3 separate regions of the Homo sapiens genome follow, and regions 1 and 2 are each linked to region 3. The links are chromatin loops, found by intact Hi-C in ENCODE. Cell type or tissue: sigmoid colon. All regions are shown on one strand.

Region 1 (8,000 bases), 160 kb after region 3:
CTGCCTCGGCCTCCCAAAGTGCTGGGTTTACAGGCCTGAGCCACCGCGCCCGGCCTGCCTGCCTATTTTTAAGAGTATTAGAGAAGGTTTCTTCAAGCTTTCTTTGATGAGTTGACATTCAGTCTGACCTAAAATCCTAGCTGAGTTAGCCTGATAAAACTTTGAAAGAAGAATAAAAATGTCCCAGGCAGAGGACAGAACATGTATGTAGTTCCAGGGTGGAGAAATGTGTTAAGTTTAAAGAACCAAAGGAGGTTTGCTGTGGCTGAGCACAGAGGGCCATGTGGCTCATGCAGGCTAGAGTTAGTTAGAGTTGAGGTTGGAGAAGTCCACTAGGGCCAGAGCTGGTGGAACCTTGTAGGCTATGCAAGAACCTGGGCCTTATCCTAGGAGCAGCAGGCATTCATTAAAGCATTTTCAAGCAAGCACTTGATGTGGTCAGATTTATGTTTTAGAAAATTCCTTCTTGCCTCTGTGCAGAGAATAAATTGGGGATGGTCAAGACTGTGGGCAGGAAGAACAGTTAAGACATTGTCAATAATGGTAATAACCAATGTTGAGAGAATCTTGCTACATACTAGGTACTATGCTAGGCACTTTACATGGAGTATCCATTTTAATTGTTACAACAACCCTATGCAAATAGGTATTACTCTTTTTAGGGTAAGGAATCTAAGGTTTAGTCCATGTTTTTCAAACAGTGGATCATGACCCACTTGTTGTGAAAGCAGTTTAGTGGATTGTAACCAGAGTGTTTAAATAAAATGAATAGAATAGAATATGAACTATTAAGAGTACATAGCACATACTGTGTTCTCTATTTCAGAAAGTTTTTGTTTTAGAGATACATGTCTATAGGCACATGCTGATTACAGAGTAAAATATATTTCTTACTGTTAAGTCAGTAGCACCCACCACAGGGTCGTTTTAAGTTCAGTCAGACATTCATACCGACAAGACTTTCATGGGCCACACTTGGCACCAGTCTACTTGGAATGATACAGGACAGAAACCACAGCTTGTGAGCAAGATAGCATCAGACATTTGTCTTCAATGAGTCCATACAGCAGTCCCTACAGCTGTCCAAGGATAGCTCAGGTGTAAGGAAATAAGCTCCTTATCTAAGACAGTGGGAAAGCCACCTTGGCATAGAAGCCTTATGCCCACAGGAGCCAATGTATCTTATAAAAACTACATAGGCATGGCTTCAAGGTCCCCACAATGGATGTGCCCAAGTTATGAGAGTCACCCCACTTAGGGAAGCCCAAATCATGGGGTCCCCTCAAGCCCATCCAGATTTGATTTAGCAATAAGGGATTTTTTTTTTTTTTTTTAAGACAGGGTCTCACTCTATCACCCAGGCTGGAGTGCAGTGGCACTATCTCAGCTCACTGCAACCTCCACGTCCCAGGTTCAAGCAATCCTTATGTCTCAGCCTCTCAAGTAGCTGGGATTACAAGTGTGTGCCACCATGCCTGGCTAATGTTCGTATTTTTAGTAGAGATGGGTTTCACTGTGTTGGCCAGGCCGGTCTCAAACTCCTGGCCTCAAGTGATCCACCAGCCTCAGCCTCCCGAATTGTTGGGATTACAGGTGTGAGCCACTGTGCCCGGCCAGGAAAGGGTCATTTTTATCATAAGCAGTGTTGCCTGGTAATATAGTTGACATTCTTATTTCCAGGAGAGCAGAGCTAAAGAGTTAATTGAAGGTCAAGCTTCATGCATAAGGGGAAAGCGTTTTGCCCACAGGGTCACAGTTTTAAAAGTTTGAAAAATACTGGCTTATGGCTGGGTGCAGTGGCTCACATCTGTAATCCCAGCACTCTGGGAGGCCAAGGCGGGTGGATCCCGAGGTCAGAAGATTGATACCATCCTGGCCAACATGGTGAAACCCTGTCCGTACTAAAAATACAAAATTAGCTGGGCGTGCTGGCATGTGCCTGTAGCCCCAGCTACTCAGGAGGCTGGGGCAGGAGAATCACTTGAACCTGGGAGGCGGAGGCTGCTGTGAGCCGAGGTCGCGCCACTGCACTCCAGCCTGGCAACAGAGCGAGACTCCATCTCAAACAACAAAAACAACAACAACAAACAAAAAAACAAAAACTGGCTATTAAAAATCAGGTATGTTACCTCAGGTTACACAGCTAGTGAGTGGTAGAACTAGGATTTGAACCCAAGCAAGGCTGACCTCATGTTTTTAACTGTAACTTTTTTTCACTGTTTTTAGTGAGCCAAACATAAGCTAGGATAGTAGATAGTGGAGTGAGGATAGAAGTAGACAGATATTAGAAGTATTTAGAGAGTAGAGGGTGGGGTAGGAATCATCAAGAGTGATTCCAAAATTTGTCAAGAAAAGGGTACTTACTGAGGCAATTATCGGAGGAAGAGAAGATTGGAAGAAGAAATTGATGAGTCTTAGACATGTTGATTTTGAACTTTTGAGATATTCAAGTATTGTATAATTCTGAAGTTCAGGAAGTGTCTCAGGTTCTGAGGTAAAAGTGTGAGTCTTCAGTACATAGATGGTAATTGAAGCCATGAGATGGGCAAAAGCTCCTAGGAATAATGAGAACATTGGGAAGAAAAGGGGTGCCAGGGAAAAAAATCCTAAGAAATACTCACATTTAGGATGAGGCAGAGGAAGAGTAAGCCCACAAAGGAGACTGAGAGGAGGAGTGGCCAAGAACAGGGAGTTAGAGGGCCAGAAATGGGGGTGCACTGAAGCTGTGGATATGAAGAAATTTCAAATGCGAGTTAAGGCTATTGGCAACATTATGACTATACTGTGCACAAGTTCTGGGTGGGACCAGTCTCTGGATTAGGCCTTTGACCTCAGCTAGAAGAGGTGGCATGGTATAGAAGAGGGAGCTCAGGGTTTAGAATCAAAAGCTATGTTCTAGGGTGAGGTTTGGACCTCAAGAGCTGATGAGTCTTGTATAAGATTATATGCCCTGAGGTCTATAGAATTAATGTACCAAAATGAACATTAATAAGTGTATTAAACACCATTTCATACATAGAGTGTGGAAGATTTGCTTTTATAGGACTTGAGCAGCTTAAGTAATACAATAATTATTCTCTCTTTCCCCTATAGGTTCGACCCAAGCCTGTGGCCCAGAATAACATTCCTATTGCCCCAGCACCACCTCCCATGCTCGCAGCTCCTCAGCTTATCCAGAGGCCCGTCATGCTGACCAAGTTCACCCCCACAACCCTTCCCACATCCCAGAATTCCATCCACCCCGTCCGTGTCGTCAATGGGCAGACTGCAACCATAGCCAAAACGTTCCCCATGGCCCAGCTCACCAGCATTGTGATAGCTACTCCAGGGACCAGACTCGCTGGACCTCAAACTGTACAGCTTAGCAAGCCAAGTCTTGAAAAACAGGTACAGGCAGAGTATGTACCTGCTCTGGGCAGTAGCCTTGTCGTTGAGGCATATGGCTGCTGGGCTTTCTCTAAATACATTTTCTCAAGGGCTCTTCATCTCACCACCATTGTCAGTAAGCTGTCGCTTATGTGCGATAATTCATCCACGTGCAGAAGGGTCATTCTTACTGAAGAAAGTTGGTTTGCTTTTCCCACCATCCCCTCGTAGATGGGCTGGGATTCCTGTGTGAGTGAGCTCCCCCTGGTGGTTCTGATGTGGAAATTCACAGACAGGCTCTGCTGCCCTCCGTCAGTAAGCACAGATGAGGTAGTAAACAGAAAACGCCATGTTAGTTTCGGCCCAATAAGAATCCAGATGAAGGTAGGACTGTGAAAGTCAGGAAGAATAAACAAAACAGGGAAAGGGATTTCATTTCAAAGACTTTTCTTTGATTGTTACAGATAATGGGGAGCCAAACAAAAAAAATTAAAATTTCCAAAAAGCATTCTTTAACTTTAGAGGATGCAGATATTTTAGCTCAAATATTGAAACATTTCATTTATATTTCCTGAAGTCAGATTTTATCTTAAAAAACGAGGCTAGAGACATACAAGTAACCTGCAAAAATACTTGAAGGTTCTGTAGCAGAAAGACCTCTGAAAACAAGAAGGATTTATAGGCAGTCACCGTATCCTATTTGAAAAACGACTAGTGATGAGAAAGAAGAATTTGGCAAAGAAAAGCATTCTCTCTCAAGAAAGTTGCTTTAAAAAGTCATCGACCTATTTCTAATTGTTCAGTCTTGACTTCTCATTTATCTGAAAATAGTCTGTGGTGATCCTGAATCTTCTGCTTCTGGATGGACCATGATTCAGAGAGGCTGTTCAGATGCTGCCTGCTGCCTTAGTCTTCTTGAGCAGAGGAACCTATGCATAGGGTACTAGACCTTAAACCCAGGCAGCTCACAAATGCGGCAGACCTTGCATTCAAGAAGCTAGTTATCAAAATCTGTGCTTAGGAAACACAAGAACACATCTCAATTCCTGGGGAACCTATTCAAACCCCAGGAAGTGCTTTGAGAAACATTCAGAAATAAATTATTATTATTATTATTATTATTATTATTATTATTTTGAGATGGAGTTTCACTCTTGTTGCCCAGGCTGGAGTGCAATGGCACGATCTCAGCTCACTGCAACCTCCGCCTCCCAGGTTCAAGTGATTCTCCTTGCCTCAGCCTCCTGAGTAGCTGGGATTACAGGCGTCAGCCACCATGCCTGGCTAATTTTGTATTTTTAGTAGAGACGGGGTTTCTCCATGTTGGTCAGCTGATCTCAAACTCCCAACCTCAAGTGACCTGCCTGCCTCAGCCTCCCAAAGTGGTGGGATTACAGGCATGAGCCACCACGCCCAGCCCAGAAATAAATTATTTACACATATTTTAACACAGAAAATTTCAAACTTATTGACAGCAGAACTTTGGTATTAAACTACTGAGAGTCAGATGCTCAAGCTTAGGAGTTTGGGTGGGGACCTGTTGTTTTGCACTGGCTCTCAAAGAACCTCTGAGGAGCCTCAGTGTTCCACAGAACCTCGTTTCACAACACTATTTTAGGTTATTAAATATTATTTCTCTTTACCTCTTTTTTTGATAAAGATATTTTTAGGAGACAAATTGTTTTGGTTTCATTTTATTTTTACATTTCTTTTCTGATTACAAAGATAGTACAAGTTCATTTTTAAAACAGATTCAAACATTACAAAAATATAAATTGTAGAAGGTGCTTTTCCCCGTAATCTAAAGAGAGAGTAAACTTTTATCATAATTTTACCCCCAGGAGTTAATTACTATTAACAGTTTAGATTATATTCTTACAGATTTTTTTTTCTTTTCTTTTTTTTTTTTTTTTTTGACACAGAGTTTTACTCTTGTCACCCAAGCTGGAGTGCAATGGTGGGATCTCAGCTCACTGCAACCTCCACCTCCCGGATTCAAACAATTCTCCTGCCTCAGCCTCCCAAGTAGCTGAGATTACAGGTGCCCGCCATCTCACCCGGCTAATTTTTGTATTTTTAGTAGAGACGGAGTTTCACCATGTTGGCCAGGCTGGTCTCAGACTCCTGACCTCAGGCGACCCACCTGCCTTGGCCTCCCAAAGTGGTGGGATTACAGGTGTGAGCCACCGCACCCGGCCCCCAGATATTTTCTATGTACGTGTAAAACATTTTTAAAGCAAAAACCAAAATCAAACTTATGTATTTTGTAATTTGGTTTTTTCCCTACTTTAATAGATCTTAAGCATCTTTTCCTGTCGTGGCCTTCACGTTGATAGAGCTTTTTATTTTAATTATAATATTATAAAAAGATATCCTTGAAATCTTAAGAATTAAAATAATTTCTTTTGTAGCAGTAAATTTCATGTTCTCTCTTCTCTTTTTTGAGACAGAGTCTCGCTCTGTCGCCCAGGCTGGAGTGCAGTGGCACGATCCCGGCTCACTGCAAGCTCCGCCTCCCGGGTTCATGCCATTCTCCTGCCTCAACCTCCCAAGTAGCTGGGACTACATGCGCCTGCCACCATGCCCGGCTAATTTTTTGTATTTTTAGTAGAGATGGGGTTTCACCATGTTGGCCAGGCTGGTCTCAGACTCCTGACCTCAGGCGACCCACCTGCCTTGGCCTCCCAAAGTGCTGGGATTACAGGCATGAGCCACCACGCCTGGCCAATGTTCTCTCTTCTTTTTGGTCTAATAAAGGAATTCAGTCATTGTTATTTTAGTTTGCTGGGCAGCCTGGCATAATAGTCTTAGAGGTTACCGAGCCCGATCAGCAGAGACTCTCTTTAGACTAGATTGCATTCTCAGGATTCTCTTACTTCGTATCTTTCAACTATCCTTGTTTTCTATTTATATTTCATTTCCAGTATCACATTTATAGCCAGTAAGAGATCTCATAGATCATAGAGCTAAAGGTAAAACAATGTAATGTATGTAGCCATGGAAGAACCTGTTCACACCTGTTCACAGTTACCAAACCCGTATCCAACGTTCTCTCTATGACCAGGCTAAATAGGTTCCCTTTTGCTTTCTGCTATTCCCTTTAGATGATAACATCATTCATTTAATAAAAATGTGTTAAGTACCAGTTGCTATGCTGCATGTGATGTCTATATATAAGGTGGATAAACTAAAGCCCGTACCCTCACGGAACTCAGTTTCTAGTGTGTTTGGAGCAGGCACTGAGGCTGTGTCTCCAGGGAAGGAAGCATGGCCTCCCACATTGGCATAGGAATGGGAGAAGGCAATGCCAGTTATAACAGCAGTGGTCTCACGTGTCCTTCCCCTGTCAGACATAACCAACTTCCTTATCTACCCCAGATAAGAGATCTTATCCCTTATTAGAAACCACGTTACACTGTGGCTCTGAGAAAACAAGTGATAGGGTTTAAAAATCTTTGAAGCTGAAGACTCGTTTTAGACAGAAAAGTAGATGAAGCCAGAAGACTTACGATATAGCCTTCACATCACCTCCCCTGTCCTTGTCCTCTCCAGCGCTCTAAAATGGGGCTAACACCTGTTGGTGATGAAATGAAGTCAGGTATTTAATGTTTATTAGATTATGCTTGATGGAGTTCTCAGGAATTATGTTTCTTCTCCACCCCACTGCCACCCTGCAACAAAGACTTCTATGTAACATGTCGTCAATTCAGAGCTACTGAAAAAAATCCCAAGGTTCTGTGGGGAAAAAAATTGCCACGTTACCATAAATATTTTTCATAGGAATCTGCACAGTATCTTCTAAAGAGAAGTACTTACAAGATAATAATATTATCCAATGCATTATCTTCAAATTTCTGTTTTCCCTGTTAGTCAACCAGAGCTGATGCCTCCCCTTACCCCATTTTAATACTGGTGCAATAGTAGAGAAAATAGTTCCAAGTGACCAAACCATGGATTTTGCTTTGCCTTCAATCCCAATCTATTTAACCTTGACTAACGAAATTATTTGGACATTTATTTGCACCTGCCTACCTTTGATTTTTCATGCAGACAAGTATATAAAGTATACTTGATTAACTTCATTCTAGGTTTGTGCAGAGTTTTTGGATTCTTTTATTATACCAAAAAGAACAGGAGTTGCAAATTCCAGCAACCGTGGGTTCGAAGAGGAGATGTAAGTGAGTGAAACAGGCTAGGAGTAAACAACTGGACTTTTTATTTATTTTTCCACTTTCAGTGGGAACATGAGTATAACAGATATCCCGCTTTTATTCTTAATTCCCCTTTAAAATAATAAGTAAGACAAGCATGATAATAATTGACAATAGAAAATGGAAGAAACTGTGGCAAACTGCACAGTAATATGCTTCATCTCAAGGAAGCAGCTGCTTCTTGGCAATAACAAACTTTTATCACATGGAGACTTCTTCAAGAAAAGCCTGAAATCCAGATGTTTTTAAAAGTTGCCAAGTTGTTAAAATACTGGTAACTGTTTAAACACCATATATGCAGAAAATAACATCTGCAAGACAATTTCGAGTCTGCATCATGGTTTATAATCTCAGAGACCAAACTTTAGATTCATCGAAGGGATATCCATGAATTCTTTTTTGTTTTCTAAATCCAATTTTTTT
Region 2 (8,000 bases), 49 kb after region 3:
CTTTCTATAAAGAATAAGAATATTTTAGTGGACAGGTACTCTTACCGTACAAGATGCTCAAATATAAAACTTCATGTAATTTAAAACAGTTGCAGAGGAGCTGCTCCTGTTTTGGTGCAAGGAGCCTGTATTTAGGATCTGTGCATTAGGTGATGGTATTATGGCCACAGTGTAATGCATGACAGATTTGATTGGCTAAATGCTTCGGGTTGCTTCATCATTTGTAATGCAGTATGCATAGTCTTCCTGCTACTATTCTGTTAACAAATGAAATATCTTTCTCACAGATATTTTTTCTTTCCAATCAGAATGCTGACTTAAAGAAACAGCTTCATGAACTCCAAGCCAAAATCACAGCTTTGAGTGAGAAACAGGTAGGGGAAAAGGGGAGGGGGGCATATTTTTAACGTTGTGTTCTAAAGATATGTCTGCTCGAGGCTTCTAAGAGAACTGCTATTTTTCCTCATGTGTGAAAATAAGTGTGGGCAGCCAGACTTGGTTTTAATTTTGTTTGAGCTCTGTTTATCTATTTTTATTTTTGGTTGAAATCAGTCTCTAGAGTATCCCATGGTTATATGTTACTGGCAAATACCTAAAAGCAATGTGGCAGGCTGCCGTTAACTGTGTTAATTAAACTCTATAGTTTACCTATAGGGGATGGGGTAAAGGCAGTTAGTGAGAATAGGTGATAGAGAATCTTGTAGGTGCTGCGTGTACCTTGTTACCTGTCTTAAAGCCTTGAGCTGACATTAAACTTACTGTGGAGAGAATCTTCTTGTAAGTAGATTGCTCTAAATGTAGGTTTCCCATTCTAAGTATGGTCATGCCTTTATGTTAATCTCTATTAGATATTGACCTACTATTACGTGAAAAAACTTCGGTGAAATGTTATTAGACTTATTCTATATAGGGCAGGAGAAGAACATCTTGCTTTTTTCCAAGGACACCTGGAAAATATTCTTTGGAATTTTTTGTATGATGACCTCCACTTTACCAATTCAGGCAGTGCCTGCCACCAGGTGGAGTGTGGCAATTGATAGAGCTATAAGTAAATGTTTATGGTAATCCCACAAAGCATTTGTTTTCTTGTTTCTTCCCCACCACTCTCCCTCTGGTTAGAAAGAGTGGTTTTCTGTCTTGGAGTAGGTGAATATATTAATCAAAAGAATAAGGTGATTTGCAGTTGATATTTCATGCCAGTGACATTTTATTGAGGATTTTTGACTAAATAGTTCTCAATAACTGATTTTTATGTTGTTACTTAATGTTATTTAGTGAAATAATAACAATGAGAATAATTCATTTCTGGAGATTTTTTATTGTGTTTCTATTGTGTTTTCATTTAACTGAGGGGAGAAATAAACTTTGAGAATTATGTGGAAGAGATATGAATCATTAATGTTTCAGAATAGAATCATCTTCCAAGCTGAGTGAACAACTGCTTTATATTCTTCCCTCCTATTCTTATGCGTCCCCATCTTGTCTTCTCCACAGACAGGAGGTATTTTAGATTAGGGAATTGCCAAACTAAAATTGGGAGGAGGTGGGATGGTGGAGAACAATTTGTAAGAAAAAATATAAACAGAGTCGGTTAGTATGTATTTGGCTCTGAATGTGATTCAGTTCTCTAAAGTCAACATGATGTGTGTTAGTGAAAGTGTTCTAGCTTTAGAATTCTGTTAGCGCTGAGCCTCCTTATAGTTTCAGGGTTAGTTTGACAAGACGCCAATGAATGAGTCACATTTGCTGAAAAATTCACGTGTTCCAGCAGGGGAAGAAGGTGAGAACTGATTAGTGGAGTAGGGGTTGGGGGATGCTGTTGCAAAGTTAAGATAACTTAAGACTACATTTGGGGAAAGTGGGACAATTTTTGGAAATTTACATCTACTCGAAATTTTTGTTTGTGAGAACTAACATAGATTTGGTTTATTTGTAACTTTTTATTCTTTAATCTTTTTTCTGTTAGGGACCTTACTGAATAGAAAATTGCAACTATCTATGTTAAGACATTTCATCAAGTGGCAAGCTCTAATTGTTCTCTGAACTAAGTTTGCATTTCAGAAACTGGAATTTTAAAAAATGTCTAACATCAGGAAAACTTTAGGTATACAAAGTAAGTAAAACTAGAGTTAGAAACTGAAATCCAGTCCTGCAATTTTTATATTTCCTTAACTGTTAAAACAACCTTCTTGATGGAACAGAAAAATATCATTTTTAGGTAGGCTAATACTTGAAGGAAGCACAGCTGTAAAGTTCAAAAGCTCATCCGTCCTCAGACTTATTTTCAACATGTGATATTACTCTTTAGTTTAGAATAGTTTTATTGGCCAGGCACGGTGGCTCACGCCTGTAATCCCAGCACTTTGGGAGGCCAAGGTGGGTGGATCACCTGAGGTCAGGGGTTCGAGACTAGCCTGGCCAACGTGGCAAAACCCCGTCTCTACTAAAAATACAAAAATTAACCGGGTGTAGTGGCACATGCCAGTAGTCCCAGCTACTTGGGAGGCTGAGGCAGGAGAATTGCTTGAACCCAGGAGGTGGAGGTTGCAGTGAGCCAAGACCATGCCACTGCACTCCAGCCTGGGCGACAGAGCAAGACTCCATCTCAAAAAAATAAAATAGTTTTATTTTAGAACAGTTTCCTAATGCTATATGCCTTCCCCCCTCCCGCCAAAAGAGCCACTTATCCTCTGGCAGAACCTAACCAATTTTCCTTCCACTTTAATAACTAAAATCTGAATTACCTTATCCGTATGACTGATATTTTAAGTTAACATTAATTTTTTGTTAGAAAAATTTAAAATACAGAAAAGTTTGAAGAATAATGTCATATTTCACACTTAACCCTTTGTCATATTTGCTTCTATTCTTTTTCTTTGTGCATTTTTCTGTAATCATTTTTTTCAATATTTATTAGAAAACTTTAATTATACAAATAATGGACTCATATATTCTCTTCTTTTGTTTTATTAAAAAAAGTTGCATCTGACAACTTTTTTTTTTTTTGCATCTGACAAAACCATTGCAGATAGTCACTATTTCTTGCGGTAGACACTAGTTCTTATTCACTGTTGCCACTTCAATCTTTGATACTTACTCAGTTTCTCCCTTAAAACTATGTAATCGTATGCTCCATTTGGGAAAATACAGCCTTTAGTGAGCATCCTTCATGACTAAAACTCAGTGAATTTCACTGAATTCTTGGTTGGAAGGGTCTAGTGCTTTTAAAGTGTAACTTGAGATTTCTGAAAGAAACTCTGGCAGATTTCAAAGTCAGCTTCTTGACCTGCAGGGCTTCAATTTGTGGCTGACAGTTTTAACTCAGAAAATCCCTGACTTGATTGGCTACATAAATTATATGTTATATAGCCATTAAGATCATGGTTTTGGAAAGTATTTTAATGATACAGGAATGTGCTCTGAAATAATAAGTGAGAGTATACACAACTTTATGTGCATTACAGTCCCATTTTTATGTTTATTTTGTGTATATATGTATGTGGGCGTGTAAACGTATGCAAAAACAGTGTCAGTATAAAATATTGGAAGGTGGTTAAGTTTACAGGTGGTTTATTTTTTCTGTATACTCTTATGTATATTTTCTAAATGCTCCACAATAAATTACGTTTCGCTTTTAGGATCAGAAATAGACAAGAAATAAGATTTAAAAAATTTTTTTAACATCAAGCTCTTGTCTGTTTCAGGCATAGTTCACATTTAAAAATCTAATGACATTCTTCTCATGGTATTAAATATATGAACCACTCTAATCAGAGAATCCAACTTTTTTTTTTTTTTTTGAGACGGGGTCTCGCTTTGTTGCCCAGGCTGGAGTGCAGTGGCGCTGTCTTGGCTCACTGCAAGCTCCGCCTCCTGGGTTCACGCCATTCTCCCACTTCAGCCTCCCAAGTAGCTGGGACTACAGGCGCCCGCCACCACGCCTGGCCAATTTTTTGTATTTTTAGTAGAGACCGGGTTTCATCATGTTAGCCAGGATGGTCTAGATCTCCTGACCTTGTGATCCTCCCACCTCGGCCTCCCAAAGTGCTGGGATTACAGGCGTGATGTAATGCTGAAGTGTGGAAGCAACTATTAATTTATTTAACAGGATTCACTCTCATTCTCACTCCCCACACCCTGATTTTTTGATAGGCATATGTGATCTTTTATGGAGATATTCTGATATGGAGCCAAAGCACTTAGTTGCTCTAGTTCTCTGCTTTCATTTTGCTTTCTTGTAGAGGCAATCTTAACATTCCGAAGTTTGTTGCTTGTTACTGTGGTGCTTCAGGGTTAAGCCATCGTGGTTGCAGCTTCGGTTTCCCCAGCCTGAACAGTTTGCTGCCCTATCTCCCTTTACCTGGTGGCCTCCTGGTGAGGTTTCATGTCATAGCTTAAATGTCACTTCCTCAGAGGAGCTATCCCTGACACTCCTTCCACTAGTCAAAATCAACTGTTTCTATTATTATCTCACATTGAACCATACTTTTCCTTCATAGTTATTCCATTTAGACATTCAGTTGTGAATGACTGAAAACCCAAAATGAAAGTAATGTAAACAGGGAAAACTTAATTTCTGTCTCATCTAAAAGTTCTATAGGTCCCCCTAGGGCTAGGGCTGCTGAGAGTGGTTCCACGATGTCAGGGAACCCAGGTTCCTCCTATTCTGTTGCTCTGCCATTCTCAGCATGCAGCTTTCACATCATAGTCCAAAATAGCTGCTCCATCTGGTAAGAAGGGGGAGAAGCAACAAAGAGCAAGCCCTTTATTTTTTAAGGATGTTTACTAGAAGTTGCATGCACCACTTCCAGTTAGATCCCATGGGCCTGAACTTAGTCATGTGGCCCCTGCTAGGAGCAAGGAAGTCTGGAAAATGTAGGTAGTTTATTGCTGGTAGTCATGGCCAGATAAAATTCAAGGACTATTACTGAGTAAGAATTGGGAAATAAATACTGGGAATAATTAGCATTTTCTATTACAGTAGCATATCTGTATCTGTAGGATTACTATTTTTTAAATATCTGTCTTCCTTATTAGATTGTTAGTTTCAGGAAGTCAGGGAACGTGTTTGTTTTATTTGCTTTTTTATTCCTAGTATAATATTTAGTATAATATTTAACATAGAATATTAACACAGAAGAGGCACTTATATTCTTTAAATGAATTATTTTATCCACCCGATCTTTTGCTCTGCTTATATTGTAATTTTTTTATAGAACGGTGTGTCTTGCTTTTTATGCTTTTTAAACTAACTTATGAAAATCTTCTTAGATTTTTGAGTGTTCTTTGAGAACATGATTTTTAACAGCTTTAAATATTAGCATAATTGGCTATATCATGATTTTTTAAAACTATTCTTCTCTTGATGATAGGGTGTTTCCAGTTTTTTTTTTTGGCTATTATCAATATTGCTTTGATAGATATACCCTTTTATATGAATGCGTGTTTCTCTCTGATGGTCTTAGGAGAAATTCCTAGATGTGTGATGACTGGATGTGTTGGTCACCTATTACCCTAACAATTCTGCATCAGAAACTAGTGTTTTATTGAGTGGCTTTCAACACTGCCAGTACTTATACCTAACTGGTCAAAGATTTGATTATCTCTTTAAGAAAAATAAGCTTGATGAAGTAACTTACACTTTAATAATGTGCCATATTATTATAGGGCATTTTACCTAAGTGTTTATTTTCACACTAGGTCTGTAGGTCATCTGGGGTTCTCCTAATCTAGGCTGTACTTGGCCAGGCACCTCTGCTTCAGTTTGTGGGCTGGCTGAACTTGCCTTTCAGGCTGCAGGTTTGGTTAGGTCTACTCTAAATGTGTTTATTCTGAGGCCTTGCATGAAGGGACAGCAGCTACCTGGGGCGTATTCATTTTGTAGTTTACCTAAGAGCACAAGAAGCAGGCCAAACTACTAAAATAATTTTAAGACTCTGCTGGCATCAGGTTTGTTAACATCTCATTAGCCAAAAGAAGCCACATGGCCAAGCCTTGCAAAGTTATATGACAAAGGGTGTGAATGTATAATTTTAAAACAGAGAGGATATGGAAATTGAAAACAGTAATTCATCTACCGCACTTAGTCTAAAAGTATAAAAAAAACTTTTGCTACATCAAAAAAAATTTTTAACCATGTATCTCCAAATAACCCCCAGAAAAGGCTATATCACATTAATAGCATATATTGATAATAAGTGATTTTCCCCATGAGATACCCTGTCACAGGGGAAAAAAGCACTCTGCTAATTTGGAAGATGTATTGATATGCATTTGATGCTTATCAGGAAGTATATTTTTCAAAGAATTTGCCGTTTGTCCATGGCACAAGTCTATTGTAGTATTCCATAAATTATCTTTTGGTTTTAAATTTTGTTGTTCTTTCACACCTTCTTCTATTTCTTTTTACTCCTTTTTAGAGAGATAGACCCTTCTGTAGTCTTTGATCTTTTCTACAAGTTTCCTTCTCTGACTCTGTTTAAAAATTATAGTCACCAGGCTGGGTGCGGTGGCTCACGGCTGTAATCCCAGCATTTTGGTAGGCCAAGGTAGGCAGATCACCTGAGATCAGGAGTTCAAGACCAGCCTGGCCAACATGGCGAAACCCTGTCTCTACTAAAAATACAAAAATTAGCTGGGTGTGGTGGCGGGCACCTGTAGTACCAGCTGCTCAGGAGGCTGAGGCGGGAGAATTGCTTGAACCCTGGAGGCAGAGGCTGCAGGGAGCCAAGATGGTGCCACTGCACTCCAGCCTGGGCAACACAGTGAGACTCGTCTCAAAAAAAAAAAAATTATAGTCACCATTTCTTACAGATCTTTTCAATATAATATTAGATGAAATACTTTTCTGGGTTTAGTAAGTTCATCTTGCCGTTTATGGAATCATTCTCAATTTTAAATTTGAATATATTTTAATACAAGATTCTGAAGCTTTTGGGAAAGAAGTTTCTGTCCCTCCTATAACTAGTTATGTTTCTGATCTATAGGACAACATAATTTAAGCTAATTAGGTAACTGAAACAAAGGACTGGGTAGGGATGGGGGAACCAGAAGTTTGATTCTATTCCTGACTCTGTAATAGACTTGTTGATAGATTTTAATTATTGAATAACTTAATATGTCTCTTTCCATATTCGTGGAATGTTTGGATTATGCATTGAGGAGTTAATGCACGTGTATCCATTGAGTGCATGGAGTTCTTTTGTAGGTGAGTTCTGTTTAAAAGGAAATTGTTGGCTGTAGTCATGGTGGTTAACTTCATCTCATATGTAACACTTTCATCTTACGTGTAAAGTACTACTTTTCTAAGAAGCTTAGAACATTTAACATTTAACTCAATCACAAGTGCATCATTGTGATACATAAACTGAGATGTGGGCTTTATGACTTAACCATTATTGTATAATTTATCAGTATGAGATTCAATACTAGAATCCAGATTGCTGTACTCTTCATTCAGTTTTATTTAGTAACTGTAGACCTTTATCTATCAAATATTTTTTGAAATAGGACATTAGGCAAAATAATTACATTGCCTTTAGGCTTCATTACCTTGGAGTCAAATAAGTAAGTTAGATCCTATAGTCCTTGTGTTGGTTACCTGATATATGACTATCTCCAGCCTCTAATACCAGTTACTGTAAAATGTTACCCTCCGTGGTTCACAGCCAAACTAGTGTGACTGGCACATCACATTGGAATTTAAAATTATTGTCTTAGAAATCTTCTCATTGTGATGGAAACCTGACTTTATCCAGAGCCTAGGAATTTCCTAAGATTTAGTCTAGTTCATCCCTCCTGTGTAATATTTATGTAAAGCCATTGGTCCAATTGTTTGTTGAGTTTATTGCCACTTGTGTACATCAGAGGACATCAGCTCCTCGTTTTCATCAAATACAGGAAATGTAATATTTCAAATTTCTCCTGGTGAAATCCTATTGGCTTATATTCAGCCAAGATGAGATGAAGGAAAGGCTCAGAAATAACTGGCTGCAAGTATG
Region 3 (8,000 bases):
ATGCCTATTACCTTTTTTCTATATTTACAGTGTATCTGCATTAGACTAATAGTGCAAATAGGAAGGAAGCTATTTTACTATTTTGAGTGGCATTTTACATTGTCCCATAGAACCCCAATATTAATATTAATTAAATCCTTTTTTTTTTTTTTTTTGGAGATGGAGTCTCGCTCTGTTGCCCAGGCTGTAGTGCAGTGGCGCAATCTCAGCTCACTGCAACTTCTGCCTCCTGGGTTCCAGCGATTTTCTTGCCTCAGCCTCCCGAGTAGTTGGGACCACAGGTGCCTGCTGCTACACCCGACTAATTTTTTGTATTTTAGTAGAGATGGGGTTTCACCATGTTGCCCAGGCTGGTCTTGAACTCCCAAGCTCAGGCAATTTGCCCGCCTCAGCCTCCAAGTGCTAGGATTACAGGCGTGAGCCACCGCGCCCGGCCTAATTAAATACTTTTTATTGAACAAAAGTTATTTAGATTCCTACCTCATATCTCGCACCAAAAAAAATTTTAAAGATAAATGTAGCAAAGTAAATGGAAAAAATAGAAACCATAAAAATACAAGAAGAAAATTGTAAGTAGTTTTCTAATCTTGGAGTTTGGATAACTTCTTGAAGCATAGAACAGGAGGCAGGAATATGTAAGAAAATACTAATTTGAGTACTTTTACAAAAATTTAAAACTGCACATTTGATATTTAATAACATTCAAGATTTGGGTTTTAACCTTTGTTCAGCAGTTTTTGTTTTTTCGTTTTGAGGCAGGGTCTCGTTCTGTTGTCCAGGCTGGAGTGCAGTGGTCCAATTGTGGCTCACTGCAGTAGCCTTTAACACTTTGGTTCAAGTGATCCTCCCACCTCAGCTCCCCACTAGTAGCTTGGATGGGGTCTTGCTATGTTGCCCAGACTGGTGTTGAATTCCTGACCTCAGGTGATCTTCCTGCCTCTGTCTCCCAAAGTACTAGGATTATAGGCCTGAGCCACTGCGCCTGGACTGTTCAACAGGGTTTTGATGGCAATTAAATGGGTTGGAAGGGTAACTAGGTGGCAGGAGAGCAAATTTTAAGTTATTGTGCACCTGCTATGATTATGTCATTCATGTCTAAAAGTTGAATGTCTCAAAGCAGCTTTTGACAGTAAACTTTCAATTTCTAGCTTATTTCTGGAATTTCTGCTAACATACTAATTGTTATCTTTTTTCCTTTAACACTTAAGCCATTTAGCCCTTACAACAATCTCACAAGGTATTATCTTTATGTTTAAGGAACACCAGGGTTCAGAAAGCCTAGGTATTTTGTATAAGGCCACAGAGCTAGTGTGTGCCCACAGAGTGCCTGTGTCAAGCACACAGAGATGCTGAGAGCTTGAGAAAGACCCACCAAAGCTTATAATGCCAACCTCACAATCTTCAATCAACACGAGAGTCCCTGAATCCCACATGCACATCTGCACCATCAAAATACTGGGATGCCACCTGTTCACCTTCTTGAGTTATGTTAACTAAGAAAATGAATTTAAGGGCACAGTGAAAATGCATTATACAGTTCTATGTGCCAGGACTGTGCTAAGCACGTTACATGAATTATTTTATTCAGTCTTCTCGAGAGCCCTACTTAGTAGGGTTTTTGTTGTTGTTTTTGAGACAGGGCCTCACTCTGTCACCCAGCTGGAGTGCAGTGGAGCAATCTCAGCTTACTGCAGCCTCAACCCCTTGGGCTCAAGTGATCCTCCCACATCAGTCTCCAGAGTAGCAGGGACTACAGGTGCGTGGCACCATGCCCAGCTAATTTTTGCACATTTTGTAGAGATAGGGTTTCACCATGTTGACCAGGCTGGTCTTGAACACCTGAGCTCAAGGGATCCGCCAGCCTCGGTCTCCCGAAGTGCTGGGATTACAGGCATGCAACACCTTGCCCGGGGCTGGAAGTAGGTATTCTAAGCTGCAATTTACAAGATAGGAAAACTGAGGCTGTTAACAGAGATTAAGCAGCCTGCCCCAAAGTGCCTTAGTTGAAGGAGCAATACTTCCAGAGTATTTTTTTTCCATTAAGTTTGGTAGTTACAGGAGTGTTAGACACTCTTATATTCAGCTAAAAATATTTTAATTAAATATCTAGACAATGACTTTGCATAACATTGATTTTTGGTTGCTACCACACATCTTAATAACCAAGCACCCTTTGGTACAAGTTCAGTGGTTAGTCCACCTTAAGTCTTTTTTTATAGCAAGGATTGGTAAATGACAGCCCGTGGGCCCCATCCAGCTCACTGCCTGGTTTTGTGAAGTCCCCAAACTGGGAATGTGGTGCTTTTTAAAAAATTTTTCTTAATGACTGAAAAAAATCAAAAGAATATTTCAAGACATGTGAAAAGTACATTAAATCCAAATGTCAAGGCCTATAAATACAAATTGTATTAGAACATAGCCAGATTCATTCATTTACATGTTGTCGTATAGATGCTTTTGGGTTATAACAGCATAGAGTGGAGAAGTTGTGACAGGGACTGTATGGGATGCAAAATCTACGATATTTACTATCTGGGCTTTTACAGAAAAAGTTTGCTAACCCCAGTTCTATAGCATGATACAATTAGAGGTTCTGGATTTTTTTCTATGAAATTCCAAAAAAAATTTTACCTTCTTTTTCCAGAAAGAACACCAAAGCAGTCTTCCTATGAAAAAAGGTTGATAGCCTGGGATGATTTGAAATCACACCATTAGGTTATAGTTCCAGTGACTGGCCAGTGGGTCCAGCTTGAAAGACCCCCTCCCTCATTTTAAATACATTACAGTTAGCTCTAGATGGTAAAGCTGGGTCTTACTACCCAACCTGTCCTCCCGTTATTCATCTTGACTGCGTTATGGGTTTAGTTTCACAACATTATGAGTTCATCTAGGCTTCTTGAATCATTTATAGGAATTTTCATTTTCACTCTCAAACTCTTACACTTTCGCTGCTGTGAATTTTTTTTAACATAAAGCTCAGACTACTAAATGGCCTACACATGTACCATAAAGTCCATATTTTATTTTTTAAGAAATCAGAATTTTTAAAAATTGCTTTTTCTTGAGAAACTAAACTTAATTTTGCAGGTCACGAAAGTAAAAAAATACCTTCATATCCAATGATCTCAAAGCACCTCTTGTGAAAATACATAACAAGGTAATAGAAATATTATTTAATGGAAAAGATGTGACTAGTAAAGTCCAAGGCTATTTCTGGTTCTGCGAATGACTCACTTTGACTTTGGGCAAATCATCTCACCACTGTTGCTCTTTATCTGCAAAAACTGGATTTCATGCCTATGGGAGTTGCATGGCTAATCAATGCCTGGAAAATGCGTAGTGGCAGTTGCTACAAAAGTGCTGAGCTTTAAAAACAAAACCCCCCACCCCCCCATTTGTATTCAGTTGAGGTTGGGGTTTATTGTTATTTAACATTCGAAGGCCAACACTATGTTAAGTCCAGAGTGCTGCACAGATCAGATAATATCACTGTCCAGTAGGGGTTTTTTTTAATCTAAGATTTTTTACTTTTAAAAAATTTATTGTGGTTGGGGGTTTAGAATCCGGTAATACATCCATACAAAAACGTTAAGCTTCAAGTTGAAAACTATCGATTCGAAAATCTAAATAAACCCCCTCCAAAAAAAAAAAAAAAGGCCCTCCCCCGCCCCGCCAAGAAATCTCTCAAAACAAGAATTCTTCTGATGTTTTTCTCCTCCCTGCAATTCTCCATGTTACAGTCCTTGGAGGTAGAATAGGCATAAAATACTTTCACTAATAAAATATGACAAACCGCCGGATTATACGTGGCCGATTCCCAGTGATTGCCCTGCTACACAAAGCAGAAAAGTAAATGCCATCATCCCCCTTAGAACAAAAGAACTTAGGAATAAAAAACATGGAGAGGGGGGAGAAAGCAGCAATAAATAAAGGTGAGCGAAGGCCCCCGTCCCCCGCCCCTCCCGGGAGCGAGTGCTGGACTAAGTACTGCTAATAAAGTGGTTCAAGGGTAGTTATTTGGAAAGGGGGCGGGGTGGCGAGGGGAGGGAGCGGGCGAGCGGCGGCCGGGGATTGCATGTTGCATTCGACTTGAGGTTGCATCTTTCTCCTGTTGCCTGGACCACGCTCCCCCATTGCAGTGCTTCCCCATCACTTCTCCTCGCTCCTGCCCCTCACGGCTTTCCCCCCCCCCCTTCAAACTGCTGTTGCACTGGAGGGAGTTGGGGCCGCTCTGGAGCCCCTTTGCAGCTCCCGCCGGCGGGAGGGGGGAGTTGGGCTCGGGCCGCGGAGTTGGGGGGGCCGCCGCGGGCTCCGGCCTCGCCTCGGCTGCGGCTGCACGGGAGCCGAGCTGCGGCGCTGCACGGGCCCCGGAGTTTGGCTGCCTTCGCCGCCGCTCGGTGCTCGGCCCCATCACCGCCGCCGCCGCCGCCGCTGCACTGGAGTTTGGCTGCCGCTGCCCTACTTCACTCTAGTTTAGTTTCACTCACTTTACATCCGGGTTTTTTCCCTAGGCAATGGGTGCCGCAGCACACCCCGTTCCTTAGGCAAAGTGAAATAAATTCGCCGCACCGACACGTCAAGTAGTCCGCCCGCCCGAGCGCCGCCGCGGGCCCCCGTCGCCCCCCCCGCCGACGCCCCACCGCCCCCGGTGGGGGGACCCGAGCGTCCCGGGAGCCGCGGGCCGAGGCGCGGGGGCCCGGGCCGGCCGCCGTACCACTCCGCCCGGCGGCCCCCTCCCTCCCCGCCGCGGCCCGCTCTCCCCCGGCGCCTCCTCTCCCCTCGCCCTCGTCCCCGCTTTCCCAGCCCCAGTCCCTCTCGCCCGGCTCTCGGGAGCGGCGGGGGCGCGCACGGCGGCGGCGGCGGCGGGCCGGCGGGGCCGCGCGGCGGGCTCCCGCGCGGGCGAGTGTGTCTGGGCCTGGGCGGAGGGATCCCCGGGCTGAGGCGGCGGAGGTGCTGCGGCCCGGGGCCGGGTGGTGAATGGGCTGGTGGTGCTCGCTGCTGCTGCTGAGAGGAGGAGGAGGATGAAGAGTTGGGCTTGTTTGTCTCCTACAGTTTCTCTCCTGCTGCTCTGATTCCCCCCTCCCGATTCCGGCCCGGGGCCTGTGTGTGTCCCTCCTGGAGGAGGAGGAGGATCCAGTTCCTCCCCCCAACCCCCTCCTCCCCACCCCCCCTTGCCTGGGGAAGAGGAGGAAAGAAACAGCCCAGAGAGAGAGAGAGAGAGAGAGTGAGTGAGAGAGAGAGGAGAGGAGAGGAGGAGGAGGAGGAGGGAGAAGGGAACAACCTACCATCTTAACACACTAATATCTAAAAAGTGCGAGAGGCCCAGAGCAGCAGCAGAAGCAGCAGCAGCAGCTCCAGCTTCTTCCCTCCCTCCCCATGAAGAAGAGTTCCCTCCTCCTCCTCCTCCTGCTTCTCCTGCTCAGAGTTCCTGCCTCCAGCTGCCAGGGGGGACAGCCAGCCAGCAGCAGGAGGGTGCAGTATCCCAGCTTTTCCATTCTCTCTTCTTCTCACTCTCCTCTCTCTCTTTTTTTCTGGAGTAGCTCTATTTCCCCTCCCTCCCCCTTCCCCCTCTGCCTCTCTCCTCTCTCCCTCTGTCTTGTCGCTGGTGTTTGTCTCTGGGAGGATCAGGGGCTGCCTGCTTGGAGTTTGTTGTGGGGGGAGGTAGGGGGAGGGGAGGGGTGTGTGGGAGGGAGGAGGGAAAGGGGGGTGTTCTCGTCAGGACCCCTCAGTCAACTTGAGATTTGAGCAATAACTTCCCCTTCGGGGCGCCCCCCTGCGTGCCCTTCCCATACCTCCCCCCCGAAAAAAAAGACAATGGGAAAACCTTGGCTCCCCCCCCTCCCCTCTGCCCTCCACCCCTCCCCAGGATAAATTGGAAGTAAGTTTATGAGCAGCCTCGGAAGCCTGGGCGCAGAGTGCAGGGCCGGAGCCGGTGACAGAGGCGGCGTGCCGGGGGCGGCGGGGAGGGGGCGTCACATTGTCCCGGCGGGGGGCCGGCCGGGGGCTGCGGGCGGGGGCGGGGGGCACGGAGCCTCGCCCGCCCCCCCTCGGCTGTCCCTCGGCCGGGGAGGTAGCTGGGGCTCCTCCATCCCCCCCACCCCACCCCGGGATGCTGTCGGGGGGAAGTTTTTATTATGATTATTTATTTAATTAAAAAAAATTTTTTTTTGGAAAACCATCTTGTTTGTTGACTGAGGGATCTGGTTTAAAAAAAAAAAAGCTGCGGCTGCTGACGCTGCCGGGCCCCAGTGTGTGTGTTTGTGTGTGTGTGAGTGTGAGTGTGTTGGTGCATTTGTCTTGGGTGGCCGGAGCAGCGTTGGGGAAATTCCGCTTATTCTTCTTCTTCTGCAACTTGTTATTCCGGAGAGTCTGCCTGCACCCCTCACCCCGGGGCCGGCCCTCCCGCATTCGCCCCCGCCGCCGGCGGCCGCGGGGCGCCCCCGGGACCCCGAGCGGGCCGGGGCGGACAGGCCGCTCCGAGAGGGGCCGCGGCCGCCCCTCCCCCGCCCGCGCCCCCGCCGGGGGGAGGGGCGCGCGGAGTGGGACTCTTTCCGTTTGGTCCAGCCCCGTCGTGCACGCAGTTCCCAACACTTCTCGTCATCCTCTCTTTGGTCTCTTTATTCTGCTGAGCGGTGCTGTTAGGATTTCTTTTTTTTTTTTTTCCCCTGACCACGTTCGCGATGGTGGGTAGCAGCAAGGTGGCCCTGGTAGGGGAGGGGTTGGTATCGAGATTGGGCACCGGAGGAGAACGCCTTCTTTCAACTTTGTCTGTGGCTTGCACCCCCGGAGAAGGCCACAGGCCGGTTGTCGGGTGCAGATGTGCCGAGAGTGATTTCTAAGTAGTTGAGTTGTTGTGATGAGGGTACGACTGCTAATGGTCGGCAGGTTTTGTTTTCATTGGTGAATCTGGTGTCATCATATTCCGGTCATATGTTGAAATATTCTTTGTTTAGGTCTGGAAGTAGAGGATCTCACTCTGCACGTCCACATTGTGTTGTTTTTAAAATGATGTCTCTGGGAGTCTGGATTTCTAGAATTTCAAATCTGAGTGAAGGTCCGGGCATGTGTGGGCCTCATCACCTGGCCTTGACAGTGAACTTTGTGGCTGTGTTTCAGATTTCAAAGATTTGCCCCATAGCTGGGGAAGGAGTTGTGCATTTTTGCTAATAGTCGGTGTCAGGAATGTAGATGCTCGAGCTGGGAAAGTTAGAGAGGGAAGAACATTTATATATAAATAATGGATAGTTGAATATTAGAATCAGATTAATTTGGGCTGATGAAAGTTTTTTTTTTTTAAAGCAGTTGTGCACTCTGGGAAGGAAGTCTTTTCACAGGTTCACTTGATAGGGATTCTTTAAGGCGAGGGGCTGGAATTATCTCCTTTTTGAGCGAGTTCTCACCAACATCTGTAGCTTTATTGAGGGCCTGGTAAGGGTACTGAAATTGAGGCTAAACCATGTAAGCGTACTTTTCAGTGTTTATGATATTTGTTTACATCTGGTGTTCACTCTAAGCAATAGAAATAAATAGGTCAGCTTTGCTTTTGGTCTTTGAAGACTGGCCCCCTCCTTCCTTTTTTAAGTTTCACAATTTATTTGGTTTACAGCATTGTTGGAAACTGTTACTACATTTTTACTGGAAATACTATTATTCATTTTAATTTTGGTAAGTTCCTTCTTATTCTCTTCTTCTGTCTTTACTTGTTTATGGAATCGGTGTTGTGGGCTTAAAACTAGTTTATTTTAGGGGGTCATTAAAAATGTCTGAAAAATACATTTTCAAATCCCAGGACCTATCTTTTCATGGCAAAGAGGAAATTTTGTGTACAGTTATGCTAATGTTTATAAAAAAATTTCTGTACTTAAAACGTTTGTAGATGTACAACTATCCTTAAGTGAAGAGCATAGTAATAGTGCACAAAGTTCTCAAAACACAAACATCTGGCTAACATGTTACGAATATTCCAGGGGCTTTTTTTTTTTTTTTTTTAACATCAGACT

What was found. A loop is a pair of places that touch in the nucleus more often than their neighbours do. Peaks named below come from ENCODE experiments on the same cell type or tissue, not always from the same donor. Only the 100,000 strongest peaks of a DNase experiment are listed, where the experiment ranks them.
Region 1: a loop joins it to region 3, with 2.7 times the contacts of the local background. A loop is called at or near these places in 17 of 110 quality-filtered maps.
Region 2: it touches region 3 in a loop (1.9-fold over the local background); 7 of 110 quality-filtered maps call a loop at or near these places.

What each region holds. Positions count from the first base shown.
Region 1 is chr11:45,960,702-45,968,701 of GRCh38, reverse strand. PHF21A (PHD finger protein 21A) reads left to right here. Exons shown (of 19, transcript NM_001352027.3): 10 at 3,094-3,387. Among named protein-coding and RNA genes, the nearest start is that of LARGE2, 42 kb to the right of the region's middle. RefSeq lists a silencer at 3,185-3,382. In sigmoid colon, a CTCF peak has its summit at 3,638 (motif pointing left); a DNase peak (open chromatin) is centred at 3,641.
Region 2 is chr11:46,069,128-46,077,127 of GRCh38, reverse strand. It overlaps PHF21A (PHD finger protein 21A), which reads left to right. Exons shown (of 19, transcript NM_001352027.3): 6 at 309-374. Among named protein-coding and RNA genes, the nearest start is that of PHF21A, 48 kb to the left of the region's middle. In sigmoid colon, no CTCF peak of the experiment used is centred here; a DNase peak (open chromatin) is centred at 4,817.
Region 3 is chr11:46,118,407-46,126,406 of GRCh38, reverse strand. It overlaps PHF21A (PHD finger protein 21A), which reads left to right and starts at 4,953. Exons shown (of 19, transcript NM_001352027.3): 1 at 4,953-5,472. LOC105376661 (a long non-coding RNA gene) reads right to left here and starts at 4,262. Exons shown (of 3, transcript XR_931252.4): 1 at 1-4,262. RefSeq lists silencers at 4,121-4,430, 4,871-4,930, 6,344-6,423, 6,494-6,553, 6,737-6,894. In sigmoid colon, no CTCF peak of the experiment used is centred here; DNase peaks (open chromatin) are centred at 4,186, 4,516, 4,976, 5,446 and 4 weaker places; H3K4me3 peaks cover 4,449 bases; H3K27ac peaks cover 3,145 bases.